Linked DNA regions of Homo sapiens: regions 1 and 2 are each linked to region 3. Evidence: chromatin contacts called from ENCODE Hi-C or POLR2A ChIA-PET data. All regions are on one chromosome and are shown on one strand. The core of a region is the stretch at or near the end of the contact, and the rest is flanking DNA. Distances in the headings are between cores, read along the strand shown.

The links. A loop is a pair of places that touch in the nucleus more often than their neighbours do. ChIA-PET counts read pairs that join two places held with the same protein, here RNA polymerase II (POLR2A). Pooled maps may share reads with other maps.
Region 1: a loop to region 3 is called in a map of naive thymus-derived CD4-positive, alpha-beta T cell, with 11 times the contacts of the local background. The contact joins the enhancer-like site here to the promoter of NR2C2AP in region 3. A Hi-C loop is called at or near these places in 11 of 168 maps with a recorded cell type or tissue (CD4-positive, alpha-beta memory T cell, OCI-LY7, ascending aorta and 7 more), 16 of 37 single-sample maps with no recorded cell type and 35 of 50 pooled maps. POLR2A ChIA-PET finds 5 or more read pairs at or near these places in 15 of 52 experiments (AG04449, CD4-positive, alpha-beta T cell, CD4-positive, alpha-beta memory T cell and 11 more).
Region 2: a pooled map shows a loop between it and region 3 (4-fold over the local background). The contact joins the promoter of GMIP here to the promoter of NR2C2AP in region 3. A Hi-C loop is called at or near these places in 1 of 168 maps with a recorded cell type or tissue (mammary epithelial cell), 1 of 37 single-sample maps with no recorded cell type and 8 of 50 pooled maps. POLR2A ChIA-PET finds 5 or more read pairs at or near these places in 1 of 52 experiments (endothelial cell of umbilical vein).

The regions. Positions count from the first base shown.
Region 1 is chr19:19,487,181-19,491,253 of GRCh38, forward strand. The region is part of intron 2 of GATAD2A (GATA zinc finger domain containing 2A); the gene reads left to right. Among named protein-coding and RNA genes, the nearest start is that of TSSK6, 26 kb to the right of the region's middle. RefSeq lists enhancers at 996-1,779, 1,646-2,845, 1,780-2,563, 2,083-2,362, 3,121-3,370 and 1 more. Within about 2 kb of position 2,616, at least 40 of the 41 ENCODE cell types and tissues checked have a DNase peak (open chromatin) inside an H3K27ac peak, as active enhancers do; they include CD4-positive, alpha-beta T cell, OCI-LY7, PC-9 and 6 more, where a contact is called at or near this core.
Region 2 is chr19:19,641,687-19,645,252 of GRCh38, forward strand. It overlaps GMIP (GEM interacting protein), which reads right to left and starts at 1,971. Exons shown (of 21, transcript NM_016573.4): 1 at 1,825-1,971; 2 at 849-933; 3 at 290-365; 4 at 124-181. The coding sequence starts at 1,843. ATP13A1 (ATPase 13A1) reads right to left here. Exons shown (of 26, transcript NM_020410.3): 26 at 3,512-3,566. RefSeq lists enhancers at 848-1,803, 1,025-1,184 and a silencer at 1,815-2,064.
Region 3 is chr19:19,201,819-19,205,368 of GRCh38, forward strand. It overlaps NR2C2AP (nuclear receptor 2C2 associated protein), which reads right to left and starts at 1,596. Exons shown (of 5, transcript NM_176880.6): 1 at 1,205-1,596; 2 at 973-1,063; 3 at 652-757; 4 at 513-580; 5 at 1-223. The coding sequence starts at 1,242. The coding sequence ends at 107. It overlaps RFXANK (regulatory factor X associated ankyrin containing protein), which reads left to right. Exons shown (of 10, transcript NM_003721.4): 10 at 1-48. RefSeq lists a silencer at 572-838 and an enhancer at 1,502-1,796.

The DNA of each region.
Region 1 (4,073 bases), core at 1,366-3,865, 290 kb after region 3:
GGCTGTGGTATCACCCCAGGGCTGGATACCCCCTTGCCCTTTGTTCATCTGGTCCTGGGAACACCTTGTCCCTTGTTGGGAGCTGAGGCTGTGCCACAGAGTGGGGCCATAGGTCCCTGGGTGCTGTGCCGGTGCCACACCCACCTGAAGGAGGTCGTGATGGCCCCCAGCTCAGGGTGCAGGAACCTGCTTGTCAGACAGGTGCTGACATGTCACCCTGCAAGGCAGGGGGAGGGAGGGCTCATCTTCATAGGGGGGTGGGGTGGGGTGCCGTGCAGGGAGCCAAAGGCACTTAGATGGGCTTGCTGGGCCGAGGGTGGGTGGGCCAGTCACTGGGCTGGGGGTGGCTAAGGAACACAGACCCACCAGCCAGCCCTTCTTGGGAAGCTCTGGGGGGTTTCTGCTCAGACCTGCACTCCCCCGAGTGGAACCCCGAGTTCTGCCATGACCTTCACCCCGAGGCAAGGGGACAGGGCCGGGCAGGCTTCCTGAGGCATGTTGAAGAGGGATGTTCTGCAGGCAGAACATGGCCATGCTGGGCCATGTCTGTGGGCCAGGCCCCAGGAGGGCGGGGGATGTTAACAGCTTGGTTCATGTCAGGTAGGGCCTGGTGAGCCCAAGATGAGTGTTTGCACAAGGGACAAGTGAGCTGGCAGGGCTGGTGTTGGCTCTAGCAGAGCCCTCATCCCACCCTTGCACACAGCCAGCAGCCCACCCTGCTAGGCCTGAAAGAGGTGAGGAGGAAAGGTTCTAGTGGGAAATGGTTCTGTGGCTGGAGAAGGCATTGCTGGGCCCTGCCTGTCTCCCCAAGCCAGCCTGGAGGAGGATTTCTTGTACCGAGGCCTCACGAGCTACAGGTCATGGTCATCCCTAACTTCCCTAGTGTGTGCAAGACTTGGGGGATCTTGCTGAAATACAGACTTTGATCAAGCAGGTCTGGGGCAAGGAGGACACGCTTCATTTATACAAGTTCCGGAGAAGCTGCCCTGCTGCTATGGCGGTGACAGCGGTGGTCAGACATTCACGGGGCCAGCCCCAAGCCCACCTACAGCCTTGCCCCCACCTGCCGCTCCCCTGTTGTGTCTGTCCATCCTGGTAGACTGAACCCTAAGGACAGAAATTCCTTTTATCCAGGGGTTCCTCCCCACTGCCTGCTATAGCACCTGCTTTTTAAATGAGCTCTCAGCAGATGTAAGGAATGAATGAATGAATGAATGAGGGAGAGGGGTATGTCTTTCCTGCATACCAGGCAGGCCTGTTCAGAGAACCACAAAGGTCCCAGCCTCCAAGGACAGCTCCTTCCCGGCACTGGCTGAGGGGACACTAAATATTAACCACGTACTGGCCGCTGGTTGCTGAGCAGCTGAAAGCCATAACCTTTTGCTGTGGAAGTGGGATCGTGTCTCAATTTAAGTTTATAATCCCGGCCTCTCCTCCAGGAAATTCTATGGAAGTTCCTGGCAGGTAACAGAATTTCTGTGCTTGTGAGGTCAGGGCCAGTGCCAGCGGGTCAGGGAGTGGGGGTGGTGCGTGTCAGCGAGCGGGTGAGACCATTTACGCTGATAACAGCCTGGCCTGCTTCCAGGGATTTTTGTAGGTCACATAAAATCTCTTGATCACTACGTTTTACATTAAGGCTTCTCAAGATGGGCAGGACGGGCTTATGGGATTTGTCCTGAACTATCACATCACTTCCAAATAAACTTGGTGCCCGGGACGGCTGCTGTGGAGTGAATGGCAGACGCTGTCCCTGGGCCACGATGCCATCCCTCTCAGCATGTTGGGCTAGATTTCCACTGGTTTTGTTTACTTTAGACAGTTTTTATAATTAAATATTTCCCTGAAATAATGCCTGCAATCATTTTGAGCCACATGCTCTTTTTCCTGAATTAAAGATCTCTTTTAGAAAGTACTGAGACTCTTAAAGCCTCTCTCCTTTAAAAAGTGAGCTTAACAAAGTTTTTCATTTTAGAAACTTAGAGGGGCCAGTGACCCTGCTGTGTGCGGTGTATGTAGAGGTGACTGGAGCCTGTGGTGCAGCAACAGTCCCCTGTGGGCTGGCGCCACACAGGAAGTGCCTGCAGCTCCACAGCCCTGGGGTGAGCCTGGCGCCTCCATTTTCTGACAGTACCTGAACCTTTACCTCCCTTCTCAAAATGAAGGCTGCGTGTCACAAACCGGTTGGAACTGGCCGTTGCCATGGTTTTCACGTTGGAAGGCACAGTTAAAGGGTCATGTGACCAAGGAGGGAAATGCCTTTGTCACATGACTTTTTGGTGGCCTGATTAGCATACAGGAAGTTCACTCCCTGCTGGCTGCTGGGATGCTGAGTGATCATTGATGGGTGGTGACATCATCTCTTGGATGAGTTATTGATTAGTCGCAGGCCAAGATGGGGCCAGGGAGCGCTGTGGGCAGAGCAGCCCTCTCAGGCAGCTTCAGCTGCTAGGTGGTCTGGACCCCTCGCCTACCCTCTTCCTTCAGGCAGGTTTGAATTTTATTAGACATCTCACCTCTGGAAGAAGCACACGCCCTCAATAAGATGATAAGAAGGGTTAAGTCCCTTAGAGCTTGGCTGTCATTTCATTTCAGCTCATGCTAGCCCAGGAATTGTGTCTGTAACTCTATACAAGATGCTGCCTTGGCCCCCTGCTCCCCTGTTCACTTTGGAGGCCACCTGGGTGGAGGCCAGCTGCTGCACCTCTGTGCTGAAGCCTTGGGACTGCCTGCCTCTGAGGTGCTCAGTGTGTGTACACGTCCAGGGAACCTGGAATTAGAGCCCTGAGGTCACCTTGAAAGTCGATCTTGGGCGGCATGGGGCCGGCAGCAAGGAGAGACATGCTGGCGGTTTGCTAAGACCTGAGTGAGGTGTCCTGGGTTACTTTAGAAACAAACTACCCGGTTCTGGGCTTCAGAATGTGGGCTGATAACCCCTTGCCTGGGGGATTGTATACTTCGAAATCGTACCTTTCTGTCCACGCCCAGGTCTCTGGTGAGAAGCTGCTTCATCAGGGCTAGGACCAGCGTTCAGGTACAGCCACCACGTAGCTGTGGTGGGTGGAATTAGGAGGGACCAGAGGAGAGCAAGTAAAGCGGTTCCTGAGTCCAGCATCTGGCGAGTCCAGGGTAGCATTGGTGAAGCCTTAACCTCTGGTGCTCTGTGTCTACCCTTCCCTGAGGACGCAGCTCATGGGTGTGGAGGGGACCTCAGAGGTCCCGAGGGCTGCTAGAGCAGAGTCAGGTTCTTCATCCTAGCGACTCTCCTCAACCCTGCCGGGGTCTAATTATCAACTAGACCCTGGCACAGCAAGAGCCAGGACAACTTTGAGCTGCGGCAACCAGTTAACTTTGTCCGAGTTTGTTCTCTGGGTCACAGTGCCACCTAGAGGACGTGTCTGTCCTTGGCTGGTTTTCCTGCTGACAAAAAAAATGGACTTGATTCACTTCGATGAATGTACAATGAGGCCGAGGCGGGCGGATCATCTGAGGTCAGGAGTTCAAGACCACCCTGGCCAGCATGGTGAAACCCTGTCTGTACAAAAATACAAAAAAAAAATTAGCCCGGCATGATGGTGCATGCCTGTAATCCAGCTACTCAGGAGGCTGAGGCAGGAGAATCACCTGAACCGGGGAGGTGGAGGTTGCAGTGAGCCGAGATTGCACTACGGCACTCCAGCCTGGGCGACAGAGCAAGACTCCATCTCAAAAAAGAAGAAAGAGAATACAATGAACCCAGATCATCAGGGACAGTTTGCCTTGTGCCGTCAGCAAATGGAGCTGCTTGGTTGGGGACAAAGTGCCATCTTTGGGACTTGCGTTGGGTCAGCGACACCACAGCAGGTGTTCAGCCTTGCGCCTTCAGTAGTGTCAGCTGTACACATACATCCTAGAGGATCGTTCACAGGAAAGGGAAAATCAGACTAGTGTGTTCCTGCCTGGGTCAAATGACTTGGGGTGCCTTGAGCACTTGTCTCGGAGCCTGGCCTGCAGTTAGCACAGAATGGATATTCACTGTTTCCCAGTTCTGATGAATAACAGCAGCTCATCAGCCACACTCTTAGACGTTTGTGACC
Region 2 (3,566 bases), core at 721-3,220, 440 kb after region 3:
TGTGTGTACTGCCATATTCCCAAAACCTAAACGATGCCTTGCATGGAACAGGGGATCAGTGGTGATTTGTTGAAGGAAAGACTCCTGTCTGTCCCCACTGTCCTGGCCTCCAGACCCCCCTACCTGTGAGGGGTACAGGACCCTCTGGGGAGGGGCCGCTCCAACAGCTGGCTTCGTTGGTCTGTGCGGGAGGGAGACAGTATTCAGAAGCAAACAGGGCAGGGGCCTGGCCTTCCTAAGGCCCCCTCTGCTTGAGGTCTTCCTCCCTGTTCCCCTACTCCCCACTCACAACAGTGGCTGTAGGGGTCTTGTCAGGTTCTGGGTCTTCTGAGAGTAGAGGGTCTCCAGCCAGCATCTCAAGGGTCCTGGGGGATAAAGGTGTGTCAGGATGCCACCTTACACCCAGTCTGTCCTGCCAAGGGGTGCTGGGGACCTTAGGGTTGTTTGTGGCAAACATCACCTCTGTGGCATCTCTTGTGTCTGGGAGGTCTGAAGAATGGTGTTTTGGGGGAATCAGGTGAGTTTTTTTTAAATAGGACTTGAAAAAGCATCTGAAGGGCCCCAGATAACTTTGAGGTTCATAGAGTGGGATTATAGGGATCGCAAATATTTTAAGGGGTTACAAGGATATGTAGGGGTTCTAGGACCACTTTGGGGATTTCCAGTCTATTTAGGGGGACACTTTTAGGATACCGAGGCATTTTGGAGGGTCCCATCCTAGACTTCTCTGGTTATTAGGTATGTAGGTCCAGATGTTACAGGTTCCAAATGGGACTGCAAGGCACCTAAATGGTTAGGGGCTTGGGGCATCTTGGCAGGATTTGGGGGTGATCCAGGCTCAGACTCACACGTTCCCCAGTGAGATTTCGAGGTTGTCCAGGCTCCGGAAGATGTCACTGTACCTCTTCCTGCCCTCAGGACCTGGGGGGAGTCCTAGGGGAGGGGAGTGTAATACATGGGCTAACCACTGCCTCCCTCCACCCACGGCACCTCAACCAGTCTCATTTGGAGGGGGTGGAAGAGAAAGGGAAGAGTGAGAGAGAGAAAGAGAGGGCTGGGGGGGGCTTGGTTGGGGCCAACTCGAGGCAGGCAGATGGACTCACACACCACCAGAGACCAGAGACAGCTGCTCGGGGAACAGAGACACCCACTCCCTGGGTCTGCCTGCACCCAGAAGCAAACCAACAAAACAGATGCCCCAGATGCAACCAGGCTGTCCCGAGAAGAAAGCCGGTCTGACAATGGAACCACGGGCTAGACAGATGGAAATACACAAGGGACAGCCAGGCAGAGCCTGGGGCAGAAACACACATGGAGAGACTGAAGCCGTGAGGGACATAAAGACCGAATGACACTCCACATACACAACACAGACACAAAGACGGCCGGAAACACCAAGTCGGACCCCGCCACATTTCTACTGCTGCCCCCCTGCCCCCTCTCCTAAGGGGCCTAGACCAGCACTGCCGACTCCCCAGGGCTACAGAGGGGCCCTGTGGGGATCCTACCGCGTTGCCCTCTCCCTCAGCAGTCGTGGCACCCTGCCCCCATCACAAAAATCAGAAGCAGAAGCAGTCACTTCCCCTTCCTGGGCCCCCTCCCCCAGGCGTCTGGGGTGAGGGATCAAAAGGGGGAGGGGGAGTGAAGGGCTGGGGTCCTGAACCCATCCGGGCACAGGGCTCCCCACAATGGAGGATCCCTGGGTCCTTCCCATTCAGGAACTCCTCTCCTGGCTCTCAGGACGGAGCGGGACAAGTGTGTGCCCTCAATGTAGGAAGCAGGGGATGGTCGGGGGAGGCCCCTCCCGGATCCCCGACCCCCTACCCGGCTCTGCTGCGTCCATATCTGGGCCCGGGGATCGCTCTGCAGGGACCGGGATGGGGATGGGGTCGCGCGCCGGCGGGGCCGAGCCCCGATTTCCTGCCGCCGCAGCCGCCGCCGCCGCCTCGGTTCCGCGTCGCCCTGCCCAGCGGAGGCCACGCCCCCGCATCAGACCACGCCCCCGTAGCCCGGAAGCCTTGATAGTGCCCTTCTCTACCTGAGCCGCTTGAAACTGGGTCGGGCCAGGGCCCCCTGAGCGACCACTCGAGGCTGCAGTGCCCCTGACCTGGGCATCCTAAGACTTCATCTGGGCCATAGGTTCCCTCTCAGATCTTTGTGCTACCCCAAATCCCACGGAGCCCCAGCCCCCTCCTCCCTGAATGGTTGCAGAGTCCACCTGTCCCGGGGGGCCTCTCCCAGGAGCTCCCACAACCCGCGACCCTGGTGATCCCCTTGCCCAGGTTGTCTCTCGGAGCCCTGAAACCACCTGGGCCTCGCTGGAGCCATGGCGCCCCCTGGTGGAGGCCTGATATTCTGTCCGATTCCAACCAAAATTCTAATACTCGGGCTGGAGAACCCCTGGCCTGGGGGACGCCCCTTCCGTGACCCTCAAAGCTGGATCAGGCTCAAGGCCCCAATTACAGCACACCAGGGAGCAGCCCTTTTAGGTAGGGAGTGGAGGTTTGTCCAAAAGCACCAGCTCTGGGGTTGCCACAAGCCGCCTGTTATAAAAATGCTCCCACCCCCAGCACAGTGGAATTTTGGGGCTGGAAATAGACTTTAAAGTATGTTTATAACTTTGTGTCCAAAGGCTTTGGCTGTTAAGGAGGCAAGGATTCTCTGACTGGCTCCGTGCTGCCTACTCTGCAGTTCTTGAGTTGTGATGAGTGAGTCCATTGAAAGGAATAACACTATCAACCTAAGAGCCAAGCCAGGTTTCCAGGTCACATCCTGGCTGATGCTCAGCCAGAGCTCCCTGACTGTGACATGAGATGGTAGAGCAGCGCAGGCCCCCAAAGAGCATGACAGAGTCAGTACTTGTTTGTTTTTCTTTTGAGTTGGAGTCTCGCTCTGTTGCCCAGGCTGGAGTGCAGTGGCGTTATCTCGGCTCACTGCAAGCTCCACCTCCTGGGTTCACGCCATTCTCCTGCCTCAGCCTCCCGAGTAACTGGGACTACAGGCACTCGCCACCATGCCTGGCTAATTTTTTGTATTTTTAGTAGAGATGGGGTTTCACTGTGTTAGCCAGGATGGTCTCGATCTCCTGACCTTGTGATGGGCCCGCCTTGGCCTCCCAAAGTGCTGGGATTACAGGCTTGAGCCACCGGACAGAGTCAATACTTGTAATGATGCAGATCATATTCCTCAAGTCTCAGACACCACCCGAGAGAAAGGCATGCTGTTATGTATTATGGGAAAGAAAAAAATATCACACATCCTAAGGCTTCTCTCAGCACCTGAGTTGTTAAAATGTGAAAGAGACCTCAGAAATATGGGGGTGCTTGTTAAACTAGAAAATATGCACTGAATTCTCTGGGCAGGGACAAGTCCATGTTCAAGTGCTGAAAGTGCCAGAGGGTTTCACCAACATCACACGCCTGTGGGGAGGGTGCTGGGACCTTCCTCAGTGACCCTCTGTCCCCGAGCCCCCAGCAAACACCGTGTGGCACAGACGAGGTGGAGGCAGGGCTTTTTAAAATCTCAGATGCTGCTTTATTTACCAAAGGTGCTGGCTTGGGGCTGGT
Region 3 (3,550 bases), core at 346-2,845:
TGGGAGGGGACCCTTCCCAAGAGGAACCAATAAACCTTCTGTGCAGAATGAGGGACTTTGCTGTGCTTCCCGGAGGGCTTCCTGGAGGAGACAGCCCCTAGAGGTCTCACACCTTCTCCCCAAGCACCCGCAGGTGGTAGATGACCACACGGCCAAAAAAGTCAGTGGCATCCTCAAACGTCACCTTCAGCCGGTCCACTTCAGCAGCTGGTATGGGGAAAGTGTGAGCGTGGGCAGTCAAGGGAAACTGGTGATTTCTGGTTTCCCACCCGCAGGCCCCCACCCCTTCCAGACCCAGCTCACACTCCACCGATGTGGGCAACCTGGGGAAGCTGCAGGTCCCTCTAAGCCTCTCACACAGAACAGGTGGTCATCAGCACCATTTTACAGAAAAAGTGGAGTCCTAGAGGTCACGTGTTCAAGATCACACATCAGGGTTCCCATTCGGGTTTGGGTGAGTCCAAAGCTTCCAGAGGCACAGACCACCCACCCCAGAAGCAGGGGCAGGATATCTGAAGCGAGTTGTTGTCCTCAGGGTAGAAATCTACAATCTTGTGGAGAGCCTGAGTGCCCTGTGAACCTTCAGCAGAGAAAGGCAATGAGTGTCTGGGGTGACCCCTGGAACCCCTGCCACCCAGGGCCTTCTAGTACCTTCCAGGCAGCCCCGGCGACTGGAGAAGCCACCCTGAAACTGGATCTGCAGCTGGGAGACACGGATGAGCTGGGGAAACTCCAGCGTCACCCACTGGGAGGGGCCCTGGAAGCAGACAGGGAAACTGAGGCGCAAGCTCACTGCAGGCACAGAGCCCTGCTATGCCTGTCTCATTCACATAGTTCTTGGAATGGAGGGGAAGAAGGAAATTCGGCACATGTTCCTTTCCTGGCCACCCATGAGGGCCCCCTGACGTTCTCAAGGCATGAGATCTGAATCTGAATCACCCTAGAGATGGAGGGTCGAGGGAGGCGCCTCACCTGGTCTGAGTTCCAACATGTCTCCTCATCCTGGTCGAAAAGATGTTTTTTTCCAAACTGCCGAGTGTTGCGATTCAGCACTGAACTCACCCTGGAGGCACCAGGATCAAGGCGAAGAGAGGGGCTGAGACCAGCTCTCAGCTCCGCGGAGGGCCTGACCCCCAGATCTGTCCACTGAGGGCTCGACCCCAGGCTTAGGGCCTCGCCACTGCCTGTCCCCACAGACTCTTACCTGCTCACTGTCTCTGGACAAACCAAAGAGTGGGTCATGTCGGTTCCACAAGACCTCGCAGGGCTTAGGATTGGGCACAGCCTTGGTTCGAATCCCGGCGCCTCCTCAAGCTACAGGGCGGCGCGATCTTGGCTACGCCTTGGCCTGAACGTCCTCACCTGTAACTTGGGACGAGAACCGCCACTCCCTCGCCCACCCCAGTCCTAAATGTCGCCTCGATCAATCCCCTGCCGGAAAATTTGGGAGAGAGGATCAGGGAAACCGCCAATGCCCGGAGGCCAGGCCTTTCACAGGAAACAGATTTCCCGCGGGTTTCGGGGGCGGTGGCTTTTTGTGCGAGGCTGTTTCTCTGCGAATAGCTCTTGGAGCCAAATCTTGGGACCCGGAACCGCGTGGGCTTGGCGCATGCGTGTTGTAATTCAGGCGCCGACCGCGGACGCTCCAGAGGTGGGGTTTGGTTCGACCCCGCCCCTTCATGCTCGCTTCTTAAAGGGCCCGGGTTCGATGATTGAATTTACCTTGGTTCCCTTGAAGCTGTAGGGAAAAGGCTGGCTGCGCGCACGGGGCGCTGTCCCTCGGCGCCCGAAGGTGTAGAGCACTGATTTTGACTGATTTTGGAATCCGAAAGACTTCCTTTTTTTTTTTTTTTTTTTGAGGCGGAGTCTCACTGTCGCCCAGGCTGGAGTGCAGTGGCACGATCTCCGCTCACTGCAAGCTCCGCCCCCTGGGTTCACGCCGTTCTCCTGCCTCAGCCTCCCAAGTAGCTGGGAATACAGGCGCCCGCCACCACGCCCGGCTAATTTTTCGTATATTTAGTAGAGACGGGGTTTCACCGTGTTAGCCAGAATGGTCTTGATCTCCTGACCTCGTGATCCAGCCGCCGGGGCTTCCAAAGTGCTGGGATTACAGGCTTGAGCCACCGCGCCCGGCCTTTTTTTTTTTTTTTTTTTGAAGTGGGGTCTCACTGTCACCCAGGCTGGAGTACAATGGTGGGATCGCGGCTCTCTGCGACCTCTGCCTCCCAGGCTCCAGCAATCCTCCTACCCAGCTTCCCGAATAGTTGGAACTAGTAGGCGCGCGCCACCACGGCAGGCTATTTTGTTTGTTTGTTTGTTTGTTTGTTTTTTGGTAGAGATGAGGTTTCGCCATGTTGCCCAGATTGGTCTCGAACTCCTGGGCTCAAGTGATCCGCCCACCTCAGCCTCCCAAAGTGCTGGGATTACAGGCGTAAGCCACCGCGCCCGGCCAGAGAGACTTCCTATGACAATGTCTTTCTTCCTACTCTAACCTACTCTACCCTAACGGCTACCCTAACCTACTCTAACCTACTCTACCCTAACCACTAAATGCAGCCTGGGAATCCCCGAACTTCACTGCCTCCCGGAGGCCAAAGGCAGAGTTGTGGAAAAGGCCACGATGTTGGGAGTATCTGAAGTCCTCATCAACCCTTTTTGTTCTTGTTGGGACAGAGGAGCCCTGGCCTCCAAGTTTGTCTTTCCCAGAAAATGCTGCTGGGACGTCAAGGAAGGCTTCTTGGAGGAGGGAGCATGCGAGGTCGGGTGTTTTTTGTTGTTTCTGTTTTGTTTTGTTTCGAGACGGAGCCTCACTTTGTTGCCCAGGCTGGAGTGCAGTGGTGTGATCTCAGCTCACTGCAACCTCCGCCTCCCAGGTTCAAGTGATTCCCCTGCCTCAGCCTCCTGAGTAGCTGTGACTACAGGTGCGCACCACTATGCCTGGCTAATTTTTGTATTTTTAGTAGAGATGGGGTTTCGCTATCTTGGCCAGGCTGGTCTCGAACTCCTAACCTCGTGATCTGCCCGCCTTGGCCTCCCAAAGTGCTGGGATTACAGGTGTGAGCCACCGCACCCAGGCTGTGAGGTGGGTTTTGAAGCATGAACAGGAGTTTGCCAAACAAAGCCTCAGATACCAAGCTGAAGATTTGGTTCACTGATTCACTAGACACCTCCTGCAAGCTCTACTGTCACACTGTCATGTCCAGCCTTCTGCTGGATGATGCTGGGGACAGCAAGAGGCCTCAGCTCCAGGCCTGTCCCAGAGGAGCCCCTGATCTGGGCAAGACAGAGGTAGACATAGACACTCCTAGCCCCAAGGGAGAGATGGGGCCGGAGGAGCAGGGGCTCTACCTGGAGGAAGGGCTTCCTGGGAAAGGGGATGTTAGAACTGCACCTTAATAGGGGGTCAGGCGCCAGGAATTCACAAGGGTGAGAAAATCTGGAGTGGGGAGGGTGTCCCAGGCAGGGAGCTTAGCATAAGCCAAGGCCTAGTTGGGTGAAAGACCATGAATTTGAATAAAATATGTGGAGCCACATCCTGCTGGGCCCGGAG